Regions from separate parts of the Homo sapiens genome. Here region 2 is linked to region 1. A link is a loop called in an ENCODE intact Hi-C map of the cell type or tissue named here. Cell type or tissue: OCI-LY7. All regions are shown on one strand.

The links. Hi-C counts contacts between places; a loop is a spot of excess contacts. Peaks named below come from ENCODE experiments on the same cell type or tissue, not always from the same donor. Only the 100,000 strongest peaks of a DNase experiment are listed, where the experiment ranks them.
Region 2: it touches region 1 in a loop (2.5-fold over the local background); 1 of 110 quality-filtered maps calls a loop at or near these places.

Annotation. Positions count from the first base shown.
Region 1 is chr7:49,000,192-49,002,691 of GRCh38, reverse strand. No RefSeq gene overlaps it. Among named protein-coding and RNA genes, the nearest start is that of CDC14C, 77 kb to the right of the region's middle. In OCI-LY7, CTCF peaks have their summits at 818 and 1,018 (motif pointing left); a DNase peak (open chromatin) is centred at 941; H3K4me3 peaks cover 286 bases.
Region 2 is chr7:49,643,513-49,646,012 of GRCh38, reverse strand. No RefSeq gene overlaps it. Among named protein-coding and RNA genes, the nearest start is that of VWC2, 130 kb to the left of the region's middle. In OCI-LY7, no CTCF peak of the experiment used is centred here; a DNase peak (open chromatin) is centred at 1,052.

The DNA of each region.
Region 1 (2,500 bases):
GGTACAAAAGTATTTACAGTTTTTGCTGTTGAAAGTAATGGCAAAAATGGCAATACCAAACTATAGTTTTAAAGGAGAGACAAAATTATGTCATTTAGAGGAGCTTGGAAAGACAGAGATAAGGCAAGTAAGGGAGTGTGGTTACATATTTCATAAAACTAATCTTCAGAAAAATTAAGTTGATCAAAAACATAATCAGCAAAGCTCAGGCCCAGGGTTCAAATGCAGGTTAACTGGCTCCAATGTTCCTGCTGCATCCTCTTCCGTGTTCCTGTTTCCCTGAAAACATCATCTTTGCACAGTTTATAGTACTACATACAATAGTGCAGTTAGAAATAAATAGATATACACAGGAGAAAATGTGTAGTCAACACCCCAATAGTGTCAATGGGTCATTAGGACAAGCCATCTGATCCTGGGAGGGATGGCTTGAATTGGCACCCCTCTGTCTCAACAGCGATGTTGAGCTGGTTGCTTCTTAGCTATAAAACATCCTGGGATTGTTTGGGATTTTCAGAATAAAATGAATAGGATAGATATCAGAAAAGTAATGATGGCTGCAAATAGACATAAATCAGAATTCCTCACACAAATAGAAATGAGTTGGCAGGAATTTGGAGTGAACCCCAAAGAAGGAACAAACCTGGATAAGAGTTCCCACCCTCTCAGGGTGTCATGCAGGTCAGGTTGAAGAGAGTGTGGCTATGACCAGCTGGATGGTAGAGGGTTTCACAGAAGTGGCCCAGGCCAAAATGGCAAGCAGAAAACCAGTCATTCAGTGACCAGCAAGACTCTGGGAAGCCATCTACTGTTTTGCACTGAAAAGTGAAACTTGCTGTGAAGCCTCTACCTGGGTGAGGACAGTTGCCACTGGGTGCAATGCAAGGAGCTGTCAGTCAGGCACCACAGGAGCAGGATGGGGGAAGCACACCAAAACCCGGAAGATAGCATCTTCCTGGGACAGTGTCTCTCCAGCACCCTCTACTGACAATGTTTAGCATTGTGCCAGCTGTTAAAGGAGAATTGTTCACAGGGTCCAGCTCCAAGTGTCCCAAAGCAGGGCAAAGGATTTAGAGCTGAAAGGCAAAACATGGATAACTGACACACATACCAAAATGACCTAAATGATACTGCTTCAATAAAGCAGGCCTACATTATCATATTCAGTGTTAAACACTTTATCTTTCTTCTACCTCTGTGTTTAGTTTGATATCCTTGCTGAATTATCTATCACCTCCACTGTTTTACAAATCCTTTGAGAACAAAACACGTGTTATCTTAATTTTTTGCAAATATGCAGACTTCTAACCACATGAATTGTACACAGTGAGAATTCACTAAATGTTCGTAACTGTGAGGTATAATAAGCTAATGCTATACACACTTTTTAGAGTTTCCAGTGCCTTTTTTCTTACCATATAAACAGAGGAAATTATATACTAAAGCAAATGTGATTTTTCACGTGAATGTGTTTTGGAAGATTTATTTTTTAATGTTTCAATCTCATCAATTTTAGGCAAAAACTTAAAAAAAATTCTGTTACTCTTACTATTTTTCAAAATTATCATGAACCAAAAAATAAAGGGGTATTGTCAACGTGATAGTCTACATAAAGTCATTAGAAGCTGCGTTAAACATTTCACTAGAGGTAAAACCTTAGTCGGGTTTGTATTTTTCCATAACAGTGTCCTGCTTTGCCCAGGACACCTTGCCCCTGCCTCAGTCCTGCAGCTCTGGTCCGGGGTCTTGCTCTTGGCAGTCACTCACGCCCTCCTGCTTCCTCCTGAGAGAAAGGGTGGGGCTGGGTGAGTTGGTGTGGTACCTCTGTGTTCTGTTGTATTGAAAAGGGTTTAGTGCCCTCTGAGAAAATCCTTATAAATTTATTACCACTCCGAATTTTCTTCAAATCTTTTAGTTACTTAAGACACTCACATCTCCTTTACCTTATCAACCTATATTCTTTTTGAGGGTAAGGCCTCTGGCTGGGATATTATATAATGAAAATTTGATTTGCAAAGTTTATTATAAATGCAATTAAATAGTAATTGTTATGAAAACTTTTCCCAATCCTAAAGAAGTGTGACACATGTATTCTCTGCCATGATTAAGCATAGTGTACTTGGTGAATATTTGGAAGGTCTATCAGAGGAATAGGACAAACGCTGGTTTTGAAATGAGTAGACTGTGGTTTTCAAGGCAAACCCAGTTCCTTTGAAGCTCAAATTATTCATTTCTAAATGATAATAATGATAATTTATCTGTCCACTTCATCAAGTTTGTGTGAATATTCATATATCTAAAGAATATGAAGTTTCACTAGTGCTGCATTCCACAAATCCAGGAACTTTTAAAAAATTATAAAAGCAAGATTATTCTAGCTCCAGAGCACCAATTTTACTAATAGTGGAAAACTTAATTTAGTCTAATCTGGTACACTTTGTCTTGTTCTGTAATTCTTAACTCAAATTCAAATATCATTATCTCAATCACTGTCCAATTC
Region 2 (2,500 bases), 640 kb before region 1:
AGATCTTTTGCCAGCCTTCCTTCCTCCAGGAAATGACGTCCTTTTTTGCCATTGATGTCAACTATCCTCTGTCCTGAGCTCCCCGACTGCACATCTGGAGTCTCTCGAAGGCTGAGTGTTCACGTTCCCTCTGTCAGCTATTTCTTCTACAACCTGATTTACATTTTATTCAATTTCACTTCCAGCATTATCACTTTCCATTTCCTTGCTGCACTTTTATCTTTGTTGGCCAATTCCCTCTTTTGATTACCAATGTTGCATATAGGAAAATAAAAAATAGTACCAAGCTCAATGGTAAAATATCATGCCAGTTTATCATGGGGGACAAGAGACAATATAACTACATGCTCTCCTGTCTGTGCATTGCAGAGTTTGTCTCCAGAACAACGACAACAACAAAAAACCCATGTGTAAATTTTCAGGCCAAACCATAGGCAATTACAAAGGCTTTACCTGGCAGACCTCAGGGGAGCGTTTTCCTCCCTACATCTGCACAGCCAGTGCTTTGCAGACACTGTAGGGAGTTTCAGTCAGGGTCTCACACCACCTGGGCAGCCATTTTCTTATGCATTTTTGCACTGCCAGCCCAGATGATTTCATTCCTATGTCTTTTTATCTAAGGTCCTCTTCAGGGGCCTCTGCTGAGGTCTCCTTATAGAGATGGGGAGGAGGCGGAAACCCTGAAGGCACTTTTCCCCATTCTAACTCACTACCCAGTATTTTTCCACTCCAAATCCTCCCTCATCTTTCCTCCTAGCCCCTGGGTCAGTAAAATTACAGGAGCCATTTGTTTGGAGATCCTTCAGCTGTGAAAATGATGCCCCAAAATGTCTATGCTGACCCTCGACTGGAACACCGTTCCACGGGAGAAAACAGAACAAAGGGGAGTCAGCACTTTTTCTGGTTCAGCCTTTTGCTTATACCATTGCAGTAAGTGATTAAAGCCTTGATTATGAATTCTGTTTTGGCTTGTTGCCTTGTATCAGCTACTCTGGCACCTGGCTACTCAGCTATGTCTCCAGCTAGACTAGCTCCTGACAAGTGTGACCTGAATAACAGGTGTTCAGGGCCAAACCACTGGCAGACTTTGCAAGAAGTGAAGTGATTGGTCACTGATCATGATGCACATCTAGTATTTATGTAGGGATGTGTGAACTGAAGAGCTAACAGTGAAGTCAAAGTCATTTTGTTGGAGGGACAGGTATTATATCAGCCATAGTAAATGGAATCTCTGCATGTCAGAATTGAGCAAAATGAGGACTGCCTTTCTGTGTACTTGCTTGATGTTAGTACCAAGCACATAGAAGGAATTCAATGCAATTTTGCTCTCTCCCTTACCCCAAATTCCTTAGGCACATCTCTGCCCATTCCATAATGAAGCCTCTGTGTCAGCCTGCATTCCAGGTGGCTAATGTTTCAGATGGACAGCCAATGAGCATTGCAGCCTTAACACAAGCATGAGCTCACCCCAGATGGAGTGTAGGGCCCCAGACGGACCTTCACAGTCAGCTCTGTTCTGTCATATACATCTATTTCCATACTCAGACATCAGTTTTAACTAGTTCAGTGTCCATCACTCACCCACACTTATGACTTCCTGACCTGGATCCCCTAAGGTGCAGTGCTATTCTGGTGACCCACAAGGGAACATCCTGGTGAGTTGGTGCCTTGATGAGAAGCTCTGTCTCCTGCACTGACACTGCACACATTCATTCCTGTTCTCCCCATGGAGATTTCAAGTGATGCACTACCTATTGTTTGATTGATTCATCGATTTCACTGAGTCATTGATTGATGTGTTCTTCTGTTCATTTTCAAATACATACTATTAATACTATTAATAGTAATTAATCAATTAATTAATTAATACTTTTAACCATCTAATATGTGTTGGGAACCATGCTTTGTAATTTACTGAAACAGATTTTGAACAGGTTTCTTTATCTTTCCATTTCTCCAAGTGTACAACAGGACAATACTAGAATCTTCCACCAGGGATGTGAGGGAGGCACAGGCCATGCATGGGATGGGCTGGGAACTGCTCCTGGCTATTAGGAGGCTCTGGAAGTGTCAGCCGTTGTTGCTGATCCTGTGGGGATCAGCCTCTGCCTGCAGGCCCCTCACATTCCGATATTCCTCAGTAAGCTCTGTTTTTGGATTCCTAGGGCAAATTGTGTTTGATGGTGTCTACAGCGAGCAGAACTGACACACAAATCTCTGAATTTGAAAGATGTTTTAAAATTGCATTTGAAGTCATCGCTGAGCATCAATATTTCACCCTGAAAGGAAACTGAAGCATTTTCTGTCTATGTTCAGAGCAAGCTAGGACATCCTTCTCTTTCACCTGACTTCTGTAACTGTGGTCCTCAGCAAGGATCAATCTCTGAGGCGAGAAAGCACAAATCATTTGCTCCAATTAAGGCAAACAGAGTGCAGGCTGCCAAGCAGGGCTCCAGAGCCTTGAAAGGGATCCTTTCAGGAGCTGCTAATCACAGCCTGC